Regions from separate parts of the Homo sapiens genome. Here all the other regions are linked to region 2. A link is a loop called in an ENCODE intact Hi-C map of the cell type or tissue named here. Cell type or tissue: endothelial cell of umbilical vein. All regions are shown on one strand. Region 1 overlaps VTA1 (vesicle trafficking 1). Region 2 overlaps ADGRG6 (adhesion G protein-coupled receptor G6). Region 3 has its middle 28 kb from the start of LINC02919.

Evidence for each region. A loop is a pair of places that touch in the nucleus more often than their neighbours do. Peaks named below come from ENCODE experiments on the same cell type or tissue, not always from the same donor. Only the 100,000 strongest peaks of a DNase experiment are listed, where the experiment ranks them.
Region 1: it touches region 2 in a loop (6-fold over the local background); 7 of 110 quality-filtered maps call a loop at or near these places.
Region 3: it touches region 2 in a loop (12-fold over the local background); 18 of 110 quality-filtered maps call a loop at or near these places.

The regions. Positions count from the first base shown.
Region 1 is chr6:142,204,729-142,209,728 of GRCh38, forward strand. The region is part of intron 7 of VTA1 (vesicle trafficking 1); the gene reads left to right. Among named protein-coding and RNA genes, the nearest start is that of LINC02919, 53 kb to the right of the region's middle. RefSeq lists a silencer at 2,724-3,018. In endothelial cell of umbilical vein, a CTCF peak has its summit at 2,878 (motif pointing left); a DNase peak (open chromatin) is centred at 2,853.
Region 2 is chr6:142,386,394-142,391,393 of GRCh38, forward strand. ADGRG6 (adhesion G protein-coupled receptor G6) reads left to right here. Exons shown (of 25, transcript NM_198569.3): 7 at 3,865-3,950. Among named protein-coding and RNA genes, the nearest start is that of ADGRG6, 87 kb to the left of the region's middle. In endothelial cell of umbilical vein, a CTCF peak has its summit at 2,027 (motif pointing left); a DNase peak (open chromatin) is centred at 2,028; H3K27ac peaks cover 226 bases.
Region 3 is chr6:142,229,654-142,234,653 of GRCh38, forward strand. No RefSeq gene overlaps it. Among named protein-coding and RNA genes, the nearest start is that of LINC02919, 28 kb to the right of the region's middle. In endothelial cell of umbilical vein, a CTCF peak has its summit at 3,004; a DNase peak (open chromatin) is centred at 2,998.

The sequences.
Region 1 (5,000 bases), 180 kb before region 2:
GAAGTGAAGACCTTTTTTGTTTTGTTTTGTTTTTGAGACAGTGTGGAGTGCAGTGGCGCAATCTCAGCTCACTGCAACCTCTGCCTCCCGGGTTCAAGCTATTCTCCTACCTCAACCTCCCCAGTAGCTGGGACTACAGGTGTGCGCCACCACACCCAGCAAATTTTTATATTTTTAGTAGAGATGGGATTTCACCATGTTGGCCAGGGATGGTCTCGATCTCTTGACCTCATAATCCGCCTGCCTCAGCCTCCCATACTGCTGGGATTACAGGCATGAGCCACCGTGCCCAGCCATTTATTTTTAATAGCTGTTATTTAGTTTCCTCTGTTAATGTCTGCCAGTGTGTTTTTCAGCTTGAATTTTCTGTTCTCCCTGTATGAGTGGGAACTGGCCAATAAGCCTTCCTGCCTCTCAACCATGGAATGAGGAGAGCCTTTTAGGGGTGAGCTGGATATCATACCTACCTTAAGAGTTCTAGCACTGCCTGGGCAGTTTGTTACACAGTTTTAGGGAGATGCTCTTTAAATCTCTTGTCAATTTTCTCTTTTCACTTTTTTCATTCTTTCTCTTCTCCTTTTTAATTTTGTGGATTTATTTCCTTCTGTGTTACTTTATCATTTCATTATGGTTTCAGAAGGAAGAATAGTTAATTATATATGCTTAGTCTACCATCTAGAACCAGAACCCTAGAATTCTTTATCTAAACTGTCAGGCAGGTGTTAGGGCAAAATAATTTTTAAATATGTAAGAACTCTCACATTTTGCCTAGCACATACCTTTTTTAAGGAACTTAACTCAGGATGTACTCCATCAAGATAAGGGTGGTAATCAAGCAAAATAGAAATATGAAATATAAGAAAGGGTGAAATATACTTCTTTAGATACTCCAAAGAAGAAAGATTCTATGATAGCTTTCCCACCTGCTTGGAAAGCAATTGCTCCAAAATTAGAATAGGAAATTGGAGAACTCCCCTCCTTTAAGAAAAATAACATGGATTTCATTTAATATATAGAATAGGAGCTTCAGAATATGAAAGACATAGATAAGATGCCCTAGAATCCTGCCAGTAAGAAAAAAAAGTGAACTAAAACATCTAATTTTGATATTATACAAGAAATCTCAGTTTGGAAGCAAACAAAAATATGCCATGATTTTGAACAGTAATAGAATTATGGAATATAAAAGAAAAGGATTTCATTTGACTTAGACACAAAGAACATTCTCCTTCAAAAGGTAAAAGGCTTATGACAAAACATAGAGTACTTCACTCAGAATGAAATATAAATATCAACACTGACATTTTAACATCATACTGAAAATCCTAGCTAGTGCAGTAAGAAAGGAAAAAGAAATAAAAGCTATAAAGATAGGAAAAGAAAAAATAACACTGTCTTTGTTCATAGATGACATGATGGTCTGTAGAAAATCTGGAAGAATCAATCAAAAAATACACTTAGAACTGATAAGCAATTGTAACTGGATTGCAGTATACATGATTAATATGCAAAAATTAATTGCTTTCCACATAGCAGCACAAAACAAGTGGGATTTGAAATTTAAATACACTTGCCATTGTGTTTGTATTTACATAAATACAATAATCAAAAACAAAATACCATTTACATTAGCATTCCACCAAAAATATTCAGGTATAAATGTAACAAAATACATTACAAGATCTATATGAGGAGAACTACAGAATGCTCATGAAAGAGTCAAAGAATTACATAAATGGAGATTTCGTGATCATGCATAAGAAGACTGTATTCTCAAGATGTTAGTTCTTCCCAGCTTGGTCTATAGATTATGGACAGTTCCCATCAAAATCCCAGCAAGTTATTTGGTGCATATGAACTCCAACTATCTAAAGTTTATATGGAGTGGCAGAAGACCCAGAATAATCAACGTAGTACTGAAGGAGAAGAACAAAGTTGGAGGACTGGCACCACCTGACTTAAAAACATAATACAAATCTGCAGTAATCTAGATAGTATGGTACTGGCAGAAGAACAGACAAATAGATCAGTGAGACAGAGTCCAAAAATAGACCCATACAGAAAAAGTCATATGATCTTTGACAAAAGGAGCAAAGGGAACACCATTGAAAAAAGATACTCGTTTCAATAAATGGTGCTGGCGTAACAGGACAGCCACATACAGCAAAAAAAGTGAATCTAGACACAGACCTTCCACTCATCTCAAAATTTAACTCAAAATGGTTCTGATGCCTAAATTTGAACTCCAAAACTAGGGACTTCCAGTTCCAAAATGGCAGTGTAGAAGCATACTGGCTTCATTCCCCACCAACAGAAAACGAAAAACAAATATACAGCACTGAGATTGACACCAGCAACAACCCAGAGCCCAAGTATGAGGATGAAATAGTTCCTGGGGCCACAGAGAAGTGGAAAAACTCCAGTAGGAGAATCAGACTTCCACTTTCATGATGCTTCTGCCCTACCCTTATGCCCACACAGAAAATCTCCCCCACCTCATAATTTCTACACTGAAAGAAGTAAAATTGAAGTGGTCAACCATCTTCCCCACCTCCTTGGGTTCCCTGGCAGGAGATCTGTCCTTGCCTTAACCCACAGGTAGCATCATGACTGCCTGCAGGGAAAATATCACTGAAGACCAGCAGAGACTATTATTCCCAGCCCCAGAAACTTCACTGTGCAACTTGGCCAAAGGAGACACCAAATCAGAATGGCTGTTCAGCAGTACCATGCTGTAGGAGGTACATTTCCCAGGTCCTGTAGGCACAAACCCCTACCTAGCCTGCCTTCCCACACTGCCAGTGTAATCCATTTGGGACATTCAGCGCTCCAAACATTTACTAGAGCTGAGGCAAACCTGGGCTTATGGCGCCACCTAGAGCTGAAAAGGAGGTAGCGACCTAGCAGTGAAGATTTGTTGAGCAAATATATGCAATAAAAACCAAAACAAGCTGGACAGAGAAAACTGGAATAAATAACTAATTCTTCCAGTGCAAAGACATAGGAAAGACCCACAAGAAACAACAGCAAACAGGGAATCATGACCTTCTCAAAAGGACAAAGCAAAAATCCTGGCCGGGCACTGTGGCTCAAGCCTGTAATCCCAGCACTTTAGGAGGCTGAGGTGGGCAGATTACCTGAGGTCAGGAGTTCAAGAGCAGCCTGGCCAGCCTGGCGAAACCCTGTCTCTACTGAAAATACAAAAAAAATTAGCCAGGCATGGTGGTGCATGCCTATAATCCCAGCTACTTGGGAGGCTGAGGCAGGAGAATCGCTTGAACCTGGGAGGCGGAGAGTGCAGTGAGCCGAGATCTCCCCACTGCACTCTCCAGCCTGGGTGACAGTGAGACTTCCATCAAAAAAAAAAAAAAAAAAAAAAATCCCAAAACTGACCCTAACAAGACAGCAGTTTGTGAGCTCTCTGACCAAGACTTCAGAATAACAATTTTAAGAAAACTCATTGACCTCTAAGATAATACAGAAAAGCAATAAAGACATTTGACAGATATTGGAATAATTTTTCAAAAAAAATCAAATCTTGGAACTGAGAAATACATTTGCTGAACTGGAGAACTCTTTTGAGGCTCTCAACAACAGAATGAAGTAAGCAGAAGAAAAAAATCAGTGAGCTCAAAGACCAGCTATTTGAAAATACACAGTCAGAAGAAGGAAAAAAAGAGAATGAAAAGGACTGGCTACAAGATATAGAAATCTACCTCAGAAGACCAAATCTAAGAGCCATTGATGTTCAAGAGGGAGCTGAGCGAGAGGTAGAAAGCTTATTCAAAGAAATAATAACAGAAAACTTCCCAAAACTTGAGAAAGATATAAATATCCAGGTACAGGAAGGTCTTTTAACACCGAACAGATTCAACCCCCAAATAAGACTACCTGAAGGCATGTAGTAATCAGATGCTAAAGGCCAAGGACAAAGAGAAAGTCCTTAAAACACCAAGAGATAAGAAGCAAATAGCATATAACAGAGCTCCAAATCGTCTGGCAACAGCCTTCTCAACAGGCCAGTAGGTATTGGAACATTTTAAAAAAAAACTGTCATCTAGGAATATTGTGTCCAGCAAAATTGTCATTCAAATATGAAGGAAAGATATAGTCTTTCCCAGACACAAAAGCTGACCCATCCTGCAAGAAAAGCTAAGGGGAGTTCTTCAGTCTGAAAGAAAACACTAATGTGCAGAAGAAAACATTTCAAGGTGTAAAATCCACTGGTAGAATTAATACTATGTATATAATTTTTTAGTATAGAGCAATTTTATAGTATAGAGAATAGAGCAATTAGGCAAAAGAAAGAAATAAAGTTCATCCAAATTGAAAAGGAAGAAGTCAAATTAGCCTTGCTCACAGATGACATGATCTTATGCCTATAAAAACCTAAAGACATCTTATGCCTATAAAAACCTAAAGACTCCACCAAAAAACCGTTAGAACTGATAAATTTAGTGAAGTTACAGGATACAGAATCAACATACAAAAATCAGTAGCATTTATATACACCAACAGCAAATAATCTGAAAATCAAATTAAGAAAGCAATCCCATTTACCATAGCTACAAAAAAATATAAAATACCTGGGAACCGATCTAACTAAAGAAGTTAGTTATTAATAACTAACTATAATATTCCGTTGTGTATATACACTATGTGTATATATTAATAACTAAGAAAAACTATATAAAATTCTGATGAACATAATACAAAAAATGTAATACAAAAAAATATAAAATACCTGGGAATCGATCTAACTAAAGCAGTTAGTTATTAATAACTAACTATAATATTCCATTGTATATATACACTATGTGTATATATTAATAACTAAGAAAAACTATATAAAATTCTGTTGAATGTAATACAAAAAATGTAATACAAAAAATACAAATACAAAAAAAAATACCTGGGAACCGATCTAACTAAAGAAGTTAGTTATTAATAACTAACTATAATATTCCATTGTGTATATATTAATAACAGAAAAACTATAA
Region 2 (5,000 bases):
CTAATATTAAACATTGCAGTTAATATGAGCTGTACATACATTTAAGAAACATTAGTGAAAACAAGTAAGATAATTGATTGCCCAATTTTGGGTGAGCCAGTGAGTGACTGCAGTCTTAGTGGCGGTGGTGGGTTAAATCAAGAAACAAATTTTTGCACAATGAAAATTGTGAGGAGCACCTCCTGCCACCAAGCAGTTCCAAAACAATCACCAATATGGGGGTTTGCCGAGTGCTTTCATACTGTATCACTTATTGTCGTGCATTTATATGATTATCTTATACTTTATGAATTTTTGTTTTACAGTAATTTGTAGCCATTCATTCATTGACTTTCCAACCTGCTTATTCCATCCAGTTCAGGGTAGCGGGTGGCTGGAGCCATCTGGGCAGCTCGGGGCAGCAGGCAGAAACTAGCCCTGGCCAGGACTCCATCCCATGGCAGGGCACACTCACACACACCCACACCCACTCACACTGGGACCATGTAGACAGGCCAGTGAATCCAAGGTACACAGCTTTGGGATGTGGGAAGACACTGGAGGACCTGGAGAAACCCCATGAAGACAAGGGGAGAACATGCAGACCCTACGCAGACAGGGGACCTGGCCAGGCATTGAGTCGTCTCCTCATCAACTTTGTAATGAAGCTCTGTTGAATGAAATGATGTTACTCAAGGACCTGCTGTGTACACTAAGAAAGTCTTTAAAGCTACTTTTCACAAACAGATATTTCAGGATATGGGTAATCTGGGGATTCCCACAAATAATGATCTTTTTTATGTTTTCCATTACATTCCCAAGAAAAGCTCTTGGACTAATTATTATTCCATTCCAAATCATATCTTCTCTGCTCAAACATCACTAGCTACTGAATAGTAAGCTTTTGTGAGGTTGTCACAAGCAACCCAAGTAAGGAATTAACTCCATTAGTCTCTATTATTGTTCTAAAAACCTAGTTTACAAGTAAGTACAGATTGTAACACTGCTTCCAGTTTCTCACATACGTTTAGCTGCTTAAATAACAAATTCCTTCTAAGATCATTTGAATGGATCCATTACTCTAGCTTTTTATGCCATATGTCTTAAAGAAATTGTGTATGTAGGAGCTGCAGGATGCCAGTCATATTGTAAATGCCACTGTCGTAATAGAATTGCCTCATCACTAGTTCAAAGAAATAACCAGGTGTCTAGATTAGCATTTGGTTTATATTTTAACGTCTATTTTTTCAAATAGGCCTATCATTTCAAACCTGTATTTTACGTCCTTGAAATAGCATAGATAGAGCAGTGTCATTTCTGTATTCTCCAAGAAACTCTGAAAAAAGTGTAAGAAGATAAAAAAGGGAAAGATTAATTGGAGAGAGACCTACAAAAAATAATGTTGTTTTGATACATTGGTAATGGCAGACAGTGATTTCTGCTTGAAGTTCTACATGCTGAAAGAAGTATCTAAATGGAAAATGGATATATTCTTAAATCATTTTTCCCCAATTAATGTCTATAATAAATTCTTTGGGCCTAGATGTCATTATTAGGATAGTACATACATATTTTGAAGTCTCTGGAACACATGAAGATTTGTGAATAGCTTTTAAAACACCGTGAGTGTTGTTAACATTTGTAAGAGAGGACAACTTTACTGCTATGGTAACATGGAAAATCCTGCATAAGTGTGTCTTAATTATGCATTTCCTCCAATGGCAATGTTGAAGCCAATTATTTTGCTGTAGTCCAAAACCCTGCTCATCAGCCCTTCAGTGGGCATATTTTTTTATGTTGCTTTGACAGTTCACTCTTGGACTTTTCTCATGGTTACTTGTTGACTGCACTATTCCAAAATTTTAAATAAGTATAACAAGTGGACTGGGGCAGGAAACAATGTTTAAAGAAAACATCTTAAATATTTGGATGCTTTCTTAAAAATTCAGAAATGTCAATGATTTTTAGAATTTTGCAATATTTTCCTTAGAGGGAACAAATACTACTGTTATAACAAAAGCATGCTTTAGGTTTCCATCTAGTGGTGGCTTTTCAGATACTCTGCTAGCATTGATAATACAGATGCTCCTCCACTTACGGTAGGGTTTGCATTCCTATAAACCCACTATTAAGTTGAAAATACTGGAAAATATCAAAAGTCAAAAATACATTTAATACACCCAACTTGCTGAACATCATAGCTTGCTGAACCCACCTTAAACACGTTCAGAACACTTACCTTAGCCTACAGCTGGGCAAAATCATCTAACACAGAGTCTATTTTATAATAAAGTGTTGAATATCTCATGTACTTTATTGAATGCTGAACTTAAAGTGAAAAGTGAAATGGTCATATGGGTACTAGAAGTACAGTTTCCACCGAATGCCTGTTGTTTTCCCACCATCGTAAAGTTGAATGATCTTGAACTGTAAGTAGGGAAGCTTCTGTATAGTCACAGAATATTATCAGGATCCTGAAATAACTCTTTGACCCTTGCAATTCTGAATTTCCTCCCAATCATTCAGAACATCTGTGATTTTATTTGATGAGATCCACAGTGTAAAAGTTATCTTTATATGAATTATTTGTTTTATATGTTCCTCCAAATATTTTTCATTCAGAACATTTTTTAAAGGAATATAAAAGTCAAGATCATTAAAATACCCGAAGAATTTTAGAAGTTGAAATAGTCTGCATAAATTAAACTCACCTGTGCTTGGACTTGTGCCAGTTTTATATATTTATATTACTACATCCAGGGGCAGCAATTTATATTGTTTAGCACAAGACTCTGATTCTTACTGGAAAGACATTCCTTTGGTAGTGGGACTGGAATTTGCATTTTGGTGGATTTGGAAATTCCCAGAGGCAAACTTTTACATTTTTTTTTCTACTGCCTCCCCACAATTTTTACTGTTTTCTTCAACATTGCTATAATTATGTATTTCTATATTTTGTGTGCCTATTTTACTTAAGACTTACCTAAACATAAGCATGAAGAAAGATGATCAACAAAGGAGACTCAAAAAATTTTCTTCTCTCTGTATCTTACCATAATTTAAAAGGGTATTTTTCTTACTAGCTACTTTGACTAAAGCACCCATTTACAGCTATTTAGCAAACCCTTGCTGGTGAGTTTGATTTTTCATTTTAAAAAATCAGTTTACTTTAAAGATTCCCCCCACCCAAAGAGCAGAATCTTCTTTACAATAAGGTTTTCTTTTTATTTTCTTTTTCAAGTGATTTAGTCCAATGAAAATTCTACCTGCAAATATTGTTTCTTTTTTTCCCTCTATTTTGGTATAAATGAGCATATTTAAGAAATTTTGATGAAAAGTCTGGTGAAATGCAGCCTAGTAGTTTAATAGAAGTATTTTATTAAGCAGGGGAAAGAGAGGAAAAGGAGAGGAATTAGGGTAGTAAGTATGTGTATGCCTGTTCTGCTTTTTCAAGTTAATTCCTCCATATGATCTCATTCAAGTTTTCACATCCCAAACTCTTTATCATTCTTTATAATGCACAGAAAGCATAATGCCTGTTATAAGAAGTCAAATTGTACATGAAAACAGTTAACACATTACAGACAGTAGATATAAGAAATCTATAGAATTAAAAATATGAAGAAACATATGCAAGTAATAAGAGTAAGCTAATTGATAACTATTTCTAAGAAGTTGGAAGGTCAATAAGCTTAACATCAAAATATTTCAGAACTTTTTTTGCCTATGTAGAAGGTGTTTCTTTTAACTTATATTGTAAATTATGTGATTATGAATAAAACTATATGATTATGTAAGACTTACATGATCATAACTTTAAATTGTTTGATAATTATATAACTATAAACATATAATTAATGGACTAATCCTATTTCCAATGGGCAGATGGAATTATCTATAGAATATCCGTAGTGATTCAGAACATCCTTCGTCACCCTGAGGTAAAAGTACAGAGCAAGGTGGCAGAATGGGTAAGTGAGCTTGTAACTTTTCTTTTTTAAAAAAATTCTTTAACTTCTGGGAATCTGGAAAAGACTAGTTAACTGAATCCACAGATCATACTGAAACACAGATGGTATTCATTAGAAATATATGAGTAGATATGTAAGTGAGGTGTTGTCCTTATGCATAGGAAGAGAAGTACATTTGAATAAAGGATAAGAACTGAGCCTAATAGACTATCAATGTCTTAAATAAGAAAAGTATCGCACAAATGGAAATAGATTTTGGTGGCAACAGGTATCTGTATTTCATATTAGATCCATGTATTTTCTGCTATATTTTTAAATAGATTATTTTAAAAATTGTTTGAATGTTTGATCAAAACCAGCAAGTATGAAAAGACGCATTATGAAAGTCTTCCACCCATCCTTGCTGCTCATCTGCATGGAACCAACCCAATAACCAACAGCAAATAGGAAATCACTATTAGTTTTCTCCGCTTTTTTCCAGATTTCTTTGTGCACATGAAAGAAAATTAAACTATAGATTCTTATTTTCCTTCTTTTTTACACGAAAAGTAGTATACTTTACATACCGTTCTATACCGTACTTATTTTTATTGTTGCCAGATTTGCAACATTAGAGAACTACATGTTTTTTTTGTTTTGAAAAAACAATGCATAATATTTCATTATGTGGCTGTTCAGTCATTTATTTAGCAGATCTTCTGTTGATGGACAGTTAGGCTGTAATTTATTTAACCAGTATCCTATTGGTAAACATTTTGTAGTTTTCAATTTAAAAAATTTAACATTTTATTTTCTTCTTTTTCTTACAAATACAACACATGGATTTTTTCATTTTCTTCTTCACAATAACAATCTCAATTTTATTTTCCATAGGTTTCTATTTTTTCTATTATTTCATTTCCTACCTACAGCATACTGTGAGACTTTGTACTTCTTTTTATATATAATGCTGTTACAGTTCAAACAATTTTTTTAATTGAGTCACTATACATTCTGAAATAAGAAAAATGGGTTTTCATATATATTTGGTGTTTGATAAACGTGTCTTTG
Region 3 (5,000 bases), 160 kb before region 2:
CTTAGAATGGATGCTTTCTAGCTTTATCCATGTCTCTGCAAAGGACATGAATTCAACCTTTTTTATGGCTGCATAGTATTCCATGGTGTATATGTGCCACATTTTCTTAATCTAGTCTATCATTGATGGACATTTGGGTTGATCAAGTCTTTGCTATTGTGAATAGTGCCACAATAAACATACGTGTGCATGTGTCTTTATAGTAGCATGATTTATAATCCTTTGAGTATATACCCAGTAATGGGATTGCTGGGTCAAATGGTATCTCTAGTTCTAGATCCTTGAGGAATTGCCACACTGTCTTCCACAATGGTTGAACTAATTTACACCCCCACCACAGTGTAAAAGCATTCCTTTTTCTCCACATCCTCTCCAGCATCTGTTGTTTCCTGACTTTTTAAATGATCGCTATTCTAAATGGCATGAGATGTTATCTCGTTGTGGTTTTGATTGGCATTTCTCTGATGACCAGTGATGATGAGCATTTTTTCATATGTCTATTGGTTGAATAAATGTCTTCTTTTGAGAAGTGTCTGTTTATATACTTTTCCCACTTTTTGATGGGGTTATTTGTTTTTTTCTTATAAATTTGTTTGAGTTCTTTGTAGATTCTGGATATTAGCCCTTTGTCAGATGAGTAGATTGCAAAGATTTTCTCCCATTCTGTAAGTTGCCTGTTCACTCTGATGATAGTTTCTTTGGCTGTGCAGAAGCTCTTTAGTTTAATTAGATTCCATTTGTCTATTTTGGCTTTTGTTGCCATTGCTTTGGTGTTTTAGTCTTGTAGTCTTTGCCCATACCTATGTCCTGAATGGTATTGCCTAGGTTTTCTTCTAGGGTTTTTATGGTGTTAGGTCTTACATTTAAGTCTTTAATCCATCTTGAGTTAATTTTTGTATACGGAAGGGATCCAGTTTTAGCTTTCTACATATGGCTAGCCAGTTTTCCCAGCACCATTTATCAAATAGGGAATCCTTTACCCATTGTTTGTTTTTGTCAGGTTTGTCAAAGATCAGATGGTTGTAGATGTGTGGTGTTATTTCTGAGGCCTCTGTTCTGTTCCATTGGTCTATATATCTGTTTTGGTACTGGCACCATGCTGTTTTGGTTACTGTACACTTGTAGTATAGTTTGAAGTCAGGTAGTGTGATGCCTCCAGCTTTGTTCTTTTTGCTTAGAATTGTCTTGGCTATGCGTGCTCTTTTTTGGTTCCATATGAACTTTAAAGTAGTTTTTTCCAATTCTGTGAAGGAAGTCAGTGGTAGCTTGATGGGGATAGCATTGAATGTATAAGTTACCTTGGGCAGTATGGCCCTTTTCATGATATTGATTCTTCCTATCCATGAGCATGAAATGCTCTTCCATTTGTTTGTGTCCTCTTTTATTTTGTTGAGCACTGGTTTGTAGTTCTCCTTGAAGAGGTCCTTCACATCCCTTGTAAGTTGTATTCCTAGGTATTTTATTCTCTTTGCAGTAATTGTGAATGGGCACCCACTCATGATTTGGCTCTCTGTTTGTCTATTATTGGTGTATAGGAATGCTTGTGATTTTTGCACGTTGATTTTGTATCCTGAGACTTTGCTGAAGTTGCTTATCAGCTTAAGGAGATTTGGGGCTGAGACGATGGGGTTTTCCAAATATACAATCATGTCATCTGCAAACAGAGACAATTTGACTTCTTCTTTTCCTAATTGAATACCTTTATTTCTTTCTGTTGCCTGATTGCCCTAGCCAGAACTTCTGACACTATGTTGAATAGGAGTGGTGGGAGAGGGCATCCTTCATCCTCGTCTTGTGCCTATTTTCAAAGGGAATAATGCTTTCAGTTTTTGCCCATTCAGTATGATATTGGCTGTGGGTTTGTCATAAATAGCTCTTATTATTTTGAGATACATTCCATCAATACCTAGTTTATTGAGCATTTTTAGCATGAAGGGCTGTTGAATTTTGTCAAAGGCCTTTTATGAGGCTAGCATCATCCTGATGCCAAAGCCTGGGAGAGACACAACAAAAAAAGATAATTTTAGGCCAATATCCCAGAAGTACATTGATGCAAAAATCCTCAGTAAAATACTGGCAAACTAAATCCAGCAGCACATCAAAACGTTATCCATGACAATCAAGTTGGCTTCATCCCTCGGATTCAAGGCTGGTTCTACATATGCAAATCAACAAACGTAATCCATCACATAAAAAGAACCAATGACAAAAACCACATGATTACTGCAACAGATGCAGAAAAGCCCAAAAGCTTCTTAAGCTGATCAGCAACTTCAGGAAAGTCTCAGGATATAAAATCAATGTGTACTGGGCATGGTGGCTCATGCCTATAATCCCAGCACTTTGGGAGGCCAAGGCAGGCAGATCACCCGGGATCCGGAGTTAGAGACCAGCCTGGCCAACATGGCAAAACCACGTCTCTACTAAAAATACAAAAATTGGCCGGGCATGGTGGTGGGCACCTGTAGTCCCAGCTACTTGGGAGGCTGAGGCAAGAGAATTGCTTGAACCCCAGGAGGTGGAGATTGCAGTGAGGCGAGATCAGGCCACTGCACTCTAGCCTGGGTGACAAAGCAAGACTCCATCTCAAAAAAAGGAGTCACTTCCAAGATGGCCAAATAGGAACAGCTCCAGTCTGCAGCTCTTAGTGAGATGGAGGGCAAGCTGAAGTAGGGCAGGGCATCGCCTTACCCAGGAAGTGCAAGGGGCTGGGGGATTTCCCTTTCCTAGCCAAGGGAAGCCGTGACAGACTGTACCTGGAGAAATGGTACACTCCTGATCAAATACTGCACTTTTCCCACAGTCTTAGCAACTGGCAGAATAAGAGATGCCCTCTCGTGCCTGGCTTGGCAGATCCCATGCCCACGGAGCCTTGCTCACTGCTAGCGCAGCAGTCTGAGATCAACCTGCAATGCTGCAGCTTGACAGGGGGAGGAGTGTCTGCCATTGCTGAGGCTTGAGTAGCTCACAGTGTAAACAAAGACGCCAGGAAGCATGAACTGAACAGAGCCCACCACAGCTCAGCAAGGCCTACTGCCTTTATAGATTCCACCTCTGGGGGCAGAGCATAGTAGAAAAAAAGGCAGCAGACAGCTTCTGCAGACTTAAATGTCCCTGTCCGACAGCTCTGAAGAGAGCAGTGGTTCTCTCAACATGACGTTCGAGCTCCGAGAATGACAGACTGCCTCCTCAAGTGGGTCCCTGACCCCCGTGTAGCCTGACTGGGAAACACCTCCCAGTAGGGGCCAACAGACACCTCAAACAGGCAGGTGCCCCTCTGGGACGAAGCCTCCAGAGGAAGGATCAGGCAGCAATATTTGCTGTTCTGCAGCCTCCACTGGTGATACCCAGGCAAACAGGGTCTGGAGTGAACCTCCAAATGAGTCTTTTGAGAAGAAGGAGCACATATTATTCGAGGTGTGTTTAATACAGTCACAATTTACCTTCTCAGGAAAGTCTTAGTGTTTAGGCATTTAAATTCTTATACTACTTGGGGAATGTATTAGTCAGGGTTCTCTAGAGGGACAGAACTAATAGGATAGATAGATAGATATAAAGGGGAGTTTATTAAGTATTAACTCACTTGATCACAAGGTTCCACAATAGGCCATCTGCAAGCTTGAGGAGCAAGGAGAGCCAGTCCGAGTCTCAAAACTGAAGAACCTGGAGTCCCATGTTTGAGGGCAGGAAGCATCCAGCACAGGAGAAAGATGTAAGCTGGGAGGCTAGGCCAGTCTCTCCTTTTCCCTTTCTGCTTTATATTCACTGGCAACAGATTAGATGGTGCCCACCAAATTAAGGGTGGGTTTGCCTTTTCCAGCCCACTAACTCAAATCTCAAATGTTAATCTCCTTTGGCAATGCCCTCACAGACACCCCCAAGACCAACACCAATCCAATCAAATTGACACTCAGTATTAACCATCTCAGGGAAGATGAATAATCCTAGAAACTTGAATTCAGTCCTAATGAAGTGTAAAAAGCTTTAGTAGTGTTGATGAAGGTGATCTAAACTCTTTGATTCACAAACTCTTAAAGAAGGAAGGGACCTCAAAGATGATATTTTCCAGTCCTTCCATTTTACAAAGGATGGACCTGAGACCCAGGAGAGATGCAGTTATTTACTCGGGATCACACAGCTGGTTAGTGAAAGAGTAAAAACCAAAACACCTCTGACTCTCTTCTTATATCACGTTCTGAAGACTATTTCAAAATGATTCAGCTGGCTAAGCACATTTTGAAATTTGACATTTTCCTCAAAATACATGTGTAAGTCCAGCGGGGATCATTAATTGATTAGTCAATTCCTTCATAAATATTCACTAATTATTACTCTAAAATGCCCTCAAAACTCCACAAAAGTACAAAGACGTATATCACTTCTGCTTACAGTTTCCAATCTCCCTAGAGCAGTAAGAAACATACACATAAAAAGATACCTAATGTCCCAAGATAAAATGTCAAATTGAGACGATGTGTAATAACATGTCAAATTGAGACATTGTGTAATAACATGTCAAATCGTATGATAAAATGTCAAATTGAGAGAGAAAATAACAAGGGTGTAGGCTATCACTGTGTCCTTAAAAATGTCGAAGAAGGCTTTGTAGAGTAAGCAGAGCTTGAAGATACTCGGATTTTCCTGGCATTATGGAAACTCTAACTCTTGCTGTACAAGATGATTTGCATGACTTGTAGAAAAGGGTCTGTACTCTTTTTGCCATTCCCAGGGCAATAACAGAGTTTTAATTCTTGATGTCTCCTTAAACAAGAGGTTCTTAACCTGGAAAAGGGTCTATGATCTTGGATAGGATAGGGGAAAAAAACGTATCTTTACTTTTTTATATCTAGCTGAAATTTGGCTCTTTCTTTTCTTTCTTTCTCTCCCCTCTCCCTCCCCTCCCCTCACCTCCCCTCCCCTTCACTTCCCTTCCCTTCCCTTCTTCCCTTCCCTTCCCTTCCCTTCCCTTCCCTTCCCTTCCCCGACTGAGTTTCACTCTT